2 separate regions of the Mus musculus genome follow, and region 2 is linked to region 1. A link is a contact called in ENCODE Hi-C data. All regions are on one chromosome and are shown on one strand. Each heading gives the region's core, a stretch centred on a gene start or an enhancer-like site at or near the end of the contact. The rest is flanking DNA. Distances are from core to core; before and after follow the strand shown.

Region 1 (5,285 bases), core at 1,258-3,757:
CCACTGTCTCGTTTTTTACTTGGTAGATCAGGTCACCAAGGCCACACACACGTGTCCAGTGCTTTTCTTACCCACTGATCCACTAGCCACTCCCTGAGCCTCACTGTTCAATAGTTCATTCATCTTAAACTCAATGTACTTTCGATACACCTGGAAACTCTGCCAGATCAGGTCTCTGAATGTGTGTCAGCGGCATCTAACTAAGGCGATCTGATGATGTCTTATCAGTAATTCAGGGTGGACATCTCTGGGCTTTCTTGGCTCCTGTGAGGAATCACTTGTCATGAGCAGAGTCTTGCACAATCCTGCTTACTAGTTGATAATATTTCTGTGTCTTCCGCGAACACACAAACTATGAGTTATAAATACATGCCTAGAACAGAGCCTTAGTTCATCCCGGGACTGTCTGACATCCCCACCCGACCCTTCACTTACAAGCAGCTGGGCTGCACCTTTCTGGCATCCGGTGTGCCTGGCTGCGTGTTGAGCATCAGGTATGGGTGGCTGTGTTTTGAGCAATCCTGAGTTTCTTTTCTCCATTGCCCTACCTGGTATAAAATAAAACAGAGACCACTGAAGTTCTTACTAGTAAGGTAGATTGATTAGTTTTTGAAATTGCTGCAATCAAATGCCTGGCAAGAAGCACATTGAAGGAGAAAATAATTTTAGCTCCTGGTGTGAGAGTGTGGGTCATCGTGTAGGTGAACCAGAACAGCAGGAGTATAGGGGATGCTTGCTTACATCTTAACAGATGGCACACAGAGAGACTGGGGTCAGAAGTAGGACTGAGCTATGACCCAAAGGACCTGACTCCCCACGACCCCTTTTCTTCAACCAACCACAGTTTCATAATCACCCAAAGAGCACCGAACTTCAAGCCAAGAAGCATTCAAACACGTGAACTTGTTTAGAATATCTTCTATTGAAACTGTATCCTAAGAAAAGTGGCAGGGGAGACCAGAAAAGTGAGGGTAATGCTTTTGTTATTTTGTTATTAGTTTTATTATTTTGTTTCTTTTTGTTTTCTTTGAAGGGTGTAGGAGGAAGAGGTTTCTCCCTGCTGAGATGACAGCATCTAAGGCTTCAGTGTCCCCTCCCCACAGTTCTTCCCTGAAATCCTGTGAGTTCTTGTCCTAACAGCACTGCAGACTGGCAGAGCTCCATCATAGCTTACCATACTTTCATTCATTTATGACTGGCAAGGGCTGTGCATCCAGAAACTCTGCAAGATATGGTCTCGGTCTACACGTTGGCTATGACTGACAAAGGAGGTCTGATGACATTCATCACCAGGTCAGGGTGGACAACTTTGGGCTTCCTTGGCTCCTGTGCGGTATTGTGTTCTCATGAGCAGAGTCTCTGGGTACTCTGTGCAGACCGAGGAGAGTTCTGGAAGAGGTGCTAATGTATGCTTGGCAGTAGCTACTGAATGTGATAATCAGGCTCCGACTCTGCGGCGCTGACTCAGCTTTTTTCCTGCCAGGATGTGAAAGGTACCATCCAAAGACTGAGAACAGACACGTGGTGGTCATCTTGCTGTCTCCAGAGATCTATTCTTATTTGGTTGAAAAGCCCAGAACATCATCTATAAAATAAGAGGACGGTGCCTTGGAATCTCTACGGTGACTTTCAGTTCTTATCAGGTTTAATTGTGAAAGTTCCAGTTGAACTGTCAGAATGACAGCGATGCTTCATAACCCAGTGTGAAATAAAAATTTTTAAATACTTTTATGGGCTGGAAAATACCATTAATCCACATCCAGATTGGACAAGAGTGAACTGTCTCCCTCACTTCACACCAGGAGGCATCCAAAAAGTACAACTCTAAAGGGTTGGTCCAAATTGAAGAAAAATTTCTCTGGTGATCTGGACTATTGTTTCTGGGCCCTAAGAGGAGGGGATAACCCTGCTCCATCTTAAAATGTCAATCTCTAGAGCCTTCACTGTGTCTAGTTAGGAAAGACCAACACATGGGGTACGTTTCAACAAGTCAGAGTTTAAAACCTTGAAGGTCAAAGCAGAATACAGCTAAAAGATCTATGATCTTGAAGGAGCTGGAAGCTGGGGCTGCACTCTGGAAACCAGGCATTGCCACCCACCACGTCGATAGCTGGGCTTGAGGAGGTGTGGCGCCACTGGAAGACCATAGCCAGCTGCCCATCTCCACACCACTTCCTCTCAGTTAGTCCACTCCCCCTCCATACACACACTCCAAGCCTTGCATCTCTTAACCGGAAAACAGGAAGGCTCCTCCTACTTTTTAGGGTTGTACACAGACTTTCCCAGCGCCTCCAAGACTGGACGTGTACGTGTCCTTTTCTAGTCTCCGCCTTCCTCTTAACACTGGCTCAGTTGGAGCTCCAGGAAGTCAATGGTTTCCTTTCCTGAAGCGAGCTGGTAGCAGCCTGGTGTTGCATAACCTGCAGGATGAGCGCTGGGCCCCGAGGGAGCCAGCGCTGGCCTCGCAGACAGGCTGGCGCGAGTCCGGCATTCCGTCCAGCAGGGGGCAGCAGAGCTCGTCGGCGCCGCTGCGCAGCCCGTCTGGGAGACTGGAGCCATTACAACCCCTCCGGGAAAGGCTGGAGTCCTCAAGCATCCCATTCTCATTTGTGGAAGCATTTTTCCAGCCTCGTTTAAGCTAGGACACAGTGTTTCGGCAGCTGATGCGTAATCGCTTTGGTTTTTGGGGTTTTTTTTGTTTTTTTACTTTCTTGCTCTGCTTTTGTTCAGTTTTAAAGAGGCATTAATTACGTTCCTAGTCATATCAATGCGCACCAGACACCTTGTATTTCGTTATAGCATCCCTTCATCATCTTTGCTCCAATTTCCAGATGATAACCGTGCTATAAGTAACTGAAAGATGTAACTATTTCAAAACAGGGCTGAGACTGGGGCTGGAGCGAATAAGGAAAGGATGTATGGGTTGGTTTTGGGAGGTTGTTTTGTTTTGTTTTGTTTTCCTTCTGTTTTTAACAGTCTTCTGTCCAGACGTATTGGACATGATGTAATAAAAGCCCGATGTAGGTCCAGCGCTTTTATAAATGCTTGAGGATAGGAACTAAAATGATATTGGAAGATTTCTTGAACTGAAAGACAACATATAATTCAGTTTTTCCTTTGAGCAGTTGACCCAGGCACGGGTGGGGGGTCTATGATCTTCACCCCAGAACTGCTGGATCACAGCCTGACGTTCCTCAGCTCCCCAGACGGTTTCTGTGTGCTTGGAAGTCTGGGGAACAGCCTGGGGGGGGGGGGCTCCTAGTTTGCCTTCAAATTTTGGAAGGCCTGGGCTGGAAAGATGGCTAAGCAGTTAAAAGCACTAACTGCCCTTCCAGAGGTCCTAAGTTCAAATCCCAGCAACCACATGGTAGCTCACAACCATCTGTAATGAGATCTGATGCCCTCTTCTGGTGTGTCTGAAGACAGGTACAGTGTACTTACATATAATGAATAAATGGATCTTTTTTTAAAAATTGGAGGGCCAATATCTGAAAAATCTTGAGTGTATTTGTTTGACCTTGTTCGGAAGGGCAGGAATAGCTTCAGTATATATGACCCCTGAAAAAAGAGGAGATTCTCCAGTTCCCCAGAAGAAAAGGGAATTGTGGGTTGGGGGGGTGGGGTTTATCTCAAACCTACTGGCTTCATACTAGTTACCAGCAAGTTCAAACTGGGATGTCTCACCTAAAAACTTCTTCCCTCTGATTCTTATTACTTGTAAGATAGGGATGTGGTTTTTAAAACCCACTGGGTTGTGATCCCCTCCCTCGCCGCATGGCCGTATGTGTGTGTGTGTGGAGGGGTGAGTGTGAGTGTGGGTGTTTGTGTGGGTATCTTGTACAACTCATTCACGGATACAAACAGTGGCAAAGGTGCAGGGTGATGTGGTTTGCCCCGTGGTAAGCGTCATCACAGTCAGAAGAAGCTACTATCAGAGGGATCATCACAGTGGTCCGAAGGTCCGGAGAGACTCCGTGGTGTTAGAGCACAGTGCGAGGACAGATGCGATAGACAAAAGGAGGAGAGGGCAAAATTCACACTAGCACCCAGACAACGAAGGGCAGACGTTCCCCTACCAGACCCTTAAAAATATTGGTTCTTTCGCAGCAATGCTAGAGTTGTGAGTTTCAGACCCTTCGAGGCAAGCCCTTTGAGTCAAGCGGAACCAGCACAGTCAGGCCGAGGGAGCCCAGTCAAGCCTAGCGCCGGAACCGCAGCCTGTCTACGGCTTCTCGTCACATGGGCACAATTAGCCGTGAGTGGAAACAATGAGACAGCCCCAAAGAAGATCACAACATGAATGTGACCACTGGACCTCGAAGCGGCACTTGTCTTTTCAACACCATGTTATTAACCAGGAAGGCAGGAGTGGCCTCCCCTGGGAGGCAGGCGCCAGCTCCAGGCAGCCTGAGGCCCTGTGCTGGCTAGGAATCCTCCCTACGCAGGACATCAGAGAGATCAGCACGGGATGTCCGGTGGACCCAGCAGGCTCTCTGTAGCGTGGTGGGTTGAAGTCACAGGATCACCGAGGAGCTGCAAACTCAGCCAGCTGGCCTTGTCGCCTCCATTTTCATCTCCCTCTGTCTCCCCTGCAGAGTCTCAAGTAGGTGAGATCTCAGATCCTTGAGAACAGTCTAACCTTGGAGTCTGCCCTGAGTGCCATTTCTTAAGTGGTATTAATTATGGAAAGTGCATGATAGACAGTAACCCATTGTGTCAAGTCTGCCTGACAGTATGTTTTCACAACGTGACATTGGCCTGCTACTGAACAGCAAGGAAAGTTCAGCAAGTTTGAGCAGCCTTTGTGCCATGGATCACTCTGTCCTTTGGGGTAGACGACTCGGATAGCGGAACAGCCAGGGAAAGCCGCAGCAACAGCCAGTGAGGAGTGGGGAAGACAGCCATTAGCCATCTTGGCTTCACATGGTCTTGGTTGAATTGACATACTCATCTATCTATCTTGGGAAATGTGTTTTCCGACTCAACTTCTATCCATGTCAGGGCCTGGCATCGGTCCTCCGCTTCCCATATCTGGTTTTCCCACTACTCAGGAATTCCTCCAAATTTCAAAACCAGGCACCTCCAGCATGTGAGACACTGACTGGACTCCATCCTGGCTGCTCTGTTTGTCATCTGTTGTTTGTTCCAAATGAATGAGTGAATGAATGAATGAATTCTATAGAGAGCAATTGAACTTTATCCTGGTTTTATACATATATACCTTCCTCCCCCCCCTTTTCTGAGTTTCTACCTGAGGAACAGGTGGTCAACTTTGTCACCTTCCT
Region 2 (5,285 bases), core at 1,965-4,464, 300 kb after region 1:
CATCAAAACATCACCTGTATCCCCCAGCCAATATAGATGACTGTATTTTTTACTATGATATCCATTTTCCAGAATTGTGATTATAATATGCAGAGTCAAATATGCCATTTACAATAAGGAGGAGGCCAGGCAAATGCATAGATGTACAAATATATGTACAACAGATTTTGCTTTTTATTTATTTATAATGTAATTTTATAGAATAATTCTGGGATTTGAGAGGATCTAAAACTATTTTTCTGTATAAATATTATTTGCCAAAAGTTTGTTTATATTCAGAAGTCTGACTATGATGGATAAATCTTAAATGCTTTGTTTAATTACAAAAACAAAATCACCAATATCCAAGACAGGAAGATCTCAGTTCAACAGCTCCGGTAGTTAGGGAACTAACTCCACTTGCACAGGACTTCATTTCACTCTTGGTTTTCAGGCTATAACAGCACTTCACAGAACTATTCTTTCAGCCATACACCACTGGTCACATTTCTACTAAATCTTTCTGTAACACTTCTTAAAGAATTCCCTCATTCGTTATCTTACAGTGTAAACAGGACTCTAATTTGTATCAATTATATGTTTTGGTTGTAATATTCAGTTCACTCACCCAATGTACAACCAATGAAATAAAAGAAGCATTTAAAAGGATTGTGTTGCGGTCTTCCTTCTTGTTTAGACAGATGATTTATTGGACAGAAATGTTTTTACCTTGGTATAGATACCACTTGGTGACACCAAAGGACAAACTTCAGCCCTCAAGTAGGACAGAGAGAGGCAAAGATAGATAGATAGATGATAGATAGATAGATAGATAGATAGATAGATACAATGATGATGATGATGAAAAAGATAGATAATAGGTTGATAGATAATAGGTAGGTAGGTAGGTAGGTAGGTAGGTAGATAGATAGATAGATAGATAGATAAGTAGATAGATTATAGATAGATGATGGATGGATTAATAGGTAGGTAGGTAGACGATAGGTAGATAGCTAGATAATAGATGATTGATAGATGATTGATAAATAGATGATAGATAAGCAGATAGATGATAGATGGATGGATTGTTAGGTAGGTAGTTAGATGATAGATAGATAGATAGATAGATAGATAGATAGATAGATAGAGTGGGTAGATAGATAAGTGGGTAAATAGATTGATAGGTAGGTAGACAGACAGATTGACTGACTGGTTTGATTTAGCCTTGGGTTTGGCTTTTTCTTTTACACTTTTGTTTGGGGGTGGCACATGCCACTATGTACACACATTTGGAGGTAGAAGGACAGCTTGAGGAAGTTGATTCTGTCCTTGCCTATAGGCCCTGGATATTGCACATGCATCCACTGAGACATCTTTACAGCCCTAGATTTTGGCTTTAAACAACAAGAAAAATAATTTAAAGTGATCACTTGGTAAATGCTTTCGGCATCCTTTAAAATTAGCAACAACGCCATCCAAGTCCTTATGCTGTGATTCTGACTATAATCCTGAGGAAACGTGCGTCAGTGAGCAAATGGGGACCAGGGTCAAGAATGTGAGCTCCATAAAAGAAAGAGAGAGAAGAGGGGGGAGGGCGAGAGGGGGAGGGGCCATCAGCCTGTGAAGCAGACTTCTAGAAGGAGCTTAAATGGTTAATGTGATGTGTAGTTGAGGGGGACAGAACAGTGAATCTGTCGTATGCAAAAGACCTGGCTGTATAGACTAAGAACAGAGCAGGTTGGAAGGGAATTTGTGACTCTTGTGTCCACAAGCTGCATTCTAGCTAGAGTGTGCTCTTAAGACCACATTTTGTGCTAGAGAGTCAGCTCAGCAATTAAGAGAGCTGGCTGTTCTTCAAGAGGACCAGGGTTCAATTCCCAGGACCTATATGGTGGCTCAGGACCTACATGGCAGCTCTCAATTCTGTAAATGCAGTTTCAGGGAATCTAATACCCTCTTCTGGCCACCACAGGCATTGCATGCCTATGGTGCACAGAAAATACATGCAGGTAGATCACCCATACATATAAATAATAAAAATTAAGGTTAAAAAATAAAACTTGCTTCTCAAACCCAAGAGGATATGAAAGCAACCTACTTTATACATCTTTAGCATAAAATTGCTTAGGTATAAAATATCAGTTGTCTTATATAGTTCTTTGTTGTCTTAGTTAGGGTTTCTATTCCTGCACAAACATCATGACCAAGAAGCAAGTTGGGGAGGAAAGGGTTTATTTGGCTTACACTTCCACATTGCTGTTCATCACCAAGGAAGTCAGGACTGGAACTCAAGCAGGTCAGGAAGCAGGAGCTGATGCAGAGGCCATGGAGGGATGTTCCTTACTGGCTTGCTCAGCCTGCTCTCTTATAGAACCAAGACCACCAGCCCAGAGATGGTCCCACCCACAAGGGGCCTTTCCCCCTTGATCCCTAATTGAGAAAATGCCTTACAGTTGTATCTCATGGAGGCATTTCCTCAACTGAAGCTCCTTTCTCTGTGATAACTCCAGCTGTGTCAAGTTGACACAAAACTAGCTAGTAAAAACCCAAGAGGCTATGAAAGCAACCTACTTTATACATCTTTAGCATAAAATTGCTTAGGTATAAAATATCAGTTGTCTTATATAGTTCTCTGTCAAATATATTATTTCAGTTTTTAGACGATGTCATCTAAAAATTGTATTTCAGACGCAGTAACACATTCTTTGTCCTTTAATCAAAGGGTGGGGTTTTTTGCAACACAATAGAATTAGGGGCAGCCATGCAAACTGAAATAATATCCCACATGCAAACTGAAATAATATCCCAACTCCCTAGAGAATAATCTCCCCACTTCAAGTTCCCAAGTGTCTGGGAAATGGAGTAACTACTGCTGTTGAAGCCTTCCTTTCCTCTCCATGAAAATTACTGAGTCATTGTGAATAAACATGACTCACAAAGAATGAATTGATAATGGCTTCCCTCTGTTCCTCGGTGGAGGAGGCAGGGGAGGTGAGTGGCAGGGCTGGAGGTCCCAGCTCCAAACTCCATGTTAAATAGTCTGTGTAAATTTCCATCAAGTCTGCCCTGCAGCAATGAAGAGAGTTGCCAATAACCGACAAGCGATTCCAGCTGCTGCAGAGATTCTTGACTCAGAGCACAGCAAACGCACAGTGTTCTGTACACTGGGACTCTAGGTCACCTGTGCTTTCCCACGTCTGTCCTTCCAGGTAAGGAGATCCCCAGCTGCACCCAGCACCTATGCCTGGCACATCTTACATGCCTACCCGGCCAGCGCACACTCCAATTTCCTCTTTTGTTTCAGTTCCCTTAATAACTGCCTGCCATCTGGAGGTGTCTTCCTGGGGCATTCCATGTGACGTTCACATGTGCTGGTTGGCTTGATTTTTAGTAAGGTCATTTCAGATACTCCTCACACTGATCTGTTCTCATGAAGTTCGGTAGAATAGTGGCTGGTTTGGTTCACATACATTCTACGCCTTTTCTAGCTTTACAGAGGATCCCTTAGACTCACCAGTGGAGGAAAAGCAAAACCTCATAAAAATTAGGCAACCCTTTTATCGACTGGAACTTCAAGTTTTGGCTCATCCTAACTCCCCGGCCCATGTTGGAATGAACTTGCTCTGTGGTATTCTTTAAGCTACACTTTCATATTCTAAGTACAGAATTTATGTAGCTTTAAAGCAAAATGTTCATTTAAAATTTTTTTTTACTTCAAATAAATGGGTATTCTTCCCTGTCATAATTATACACTGTAAGAAATACTTTGTAGTTATAACTACAAAGTACTATTAGAGATTCAGGACAGAGCTTAATTCTTTATTAGGACCAGAAGTGCCTTCTCTCCGGGGTATCCCAGCTTTGTTTAGCTTTTGTCAAGTTCCATATGGTTCTGCTAAAATAAAGCAGAATGAAATTCATTGAGTTTAGCCCAATAATGATGTTTCATGAAGTCATGAGTAGCCAGACTCATATATAGTCCCTGAGAGATGTAATTTGAAAGCCCAAGGAAAACAGCCAGAGAGAATAAATTTCTGTATAAAGGTCACAAAAGGTAACACATGGAAGGCATTCCACTAAAATCCAATTCTGTCCAGAGAGGGTGAAAAAAGTTGGATATCACTCTTGTTTGCTTTTATGTCCTGACTCTACTGTGGATCTGTCCAGGCCTTTGGCTTATGTAAGCAGAAAGCAGTCAGATTGGTTCTTGCTGCATACCAAAACAATAGAAATGGGGTCAGTCCTTCTCTTCTGCTAGAAAACTCTTCTAAGCACACAAGTCAAGTGCTGTGTTTGCCAAGGCTTCCCCTTCTCTGACCTCCACTGAGCCCTCAAATTGAGAGATGGAAACCTGTGCATGCATTGAAATATGAAATGCATATTTCTACTTACAAAGGTAGAAAATGTATCCAAAGTAACTTGACAGTTTAAAGAACGCTAGGACGGACAGAGCACTAGCTGTGTCCAGATAAATTGATTAGGTTTATGGAGATGTACCAAACAAAGCGCATAATAAATGCATATCTAGGACTCTGACATATTTATATGAAATACGATCCAAACATTAATCATCTGTAACGATAAGCTTTTTGAATCACAGAAAGGAAAGATCAGCGTCTGCATGTCACACGAGTTTAGTGGCGAAGAGCTGAACTTCTACCCAAGTTTAACTCTCAAGTCTTCGTGCGAACAAGTTCTGAGCATCAGTTTTCTTTATCCTTAATTTGAACCTCACAATTCAGCCTATTTCGCTGAAGACATAACAAGATCTAAATGCGAGGTTATGCACTGACCCTGTGGAACAGGCCTTGACATGGGAAACTGGCCAGCCCTACGATAGTATTCAAATAAGTGATTGGGTTCCACATTGATTGTCTATCTCCTTGTTCTATCCAAACAGTCATTGACAGTCATGCGTCTTCTATTTCCTCAATGACAATTAATGCCAGAAGCCGACGGGCAAATTATAGATTTATAATGACAATAATGAGCCTCATTCTTTATGTGGAGTCCTCCAATTATTTCAATTCAACAAATATTCAGTAAGCCCAGACTAAGCATGTCTTACCAGTTCAGGGGACAGGGGCATAAGCCAAATCCCAGTCTCTGCCACCCAGAAGCTCTGGGTAAAATCCTCTGGGCAGTTCAGTTTCCAATAGAGGCTGCCCATCCTTTGTAGCCACACTGTTCCAACCTCTGCCTCTGATACTGTATGGCGTTCTCCTTCTCCGTAGATTCAGGTTACCTTATAAGGACACCAATCACAGCGAATGAAGAACCACACAGAGGACCTCATGTTAATTTGG

What was found. A loop is a pair of places that touch in the nucleus more often than their neighbours do.
Region 2: a map of T-helper 17 cell shows a loop between it and region 1 (3-fold over the local background). The contact joins two enhancer-like sites. A Hi-C loop is called at or near these places in 2 of 37 maps with a recorded cell type or tissue (T-helper 1 cell and T-helper 17 cell).

What each region holds. Positions count from the first base shown.
Region 1 is chr14:120,135,549-120,140,833 of GRCm38, forward strand. Gm4681 (a long non-coding RNA gene) reads right to left here. Exons shown (of 7, transcript XR_001781467.2): 2 at 436-548. Among named protein-coding and RNA genes, the nearest start is that of Gm4681, 3.9 kb to the right of the region's middle. Within about 2 kb of position 2,508, at least 3 of the 3 ENCODE cell types and tissues checked have a DNase peak (open chromatin) inside an H3K27ac peak, as active enhancers do.
Region 2 is chr14:120,431,051-120,436,335 of GRCm38, forward strand. It overlaps Mbnl2 (muscleblind like splicing factor 2), which reads left to right. Exons shown (of 8, transcript NM_207515.2): 8 at 1-648. Among named protein-coding and RNA genes, the nearest start is that of Rap2a, 45 kb to the right of the region's middle. Within about 2 kb of position 3,215, at least 2 of the 3 ENCODE cell types and tissues checked have a DNase peak (open chromatin) inside an H3K27ac peak, as active enhancers do.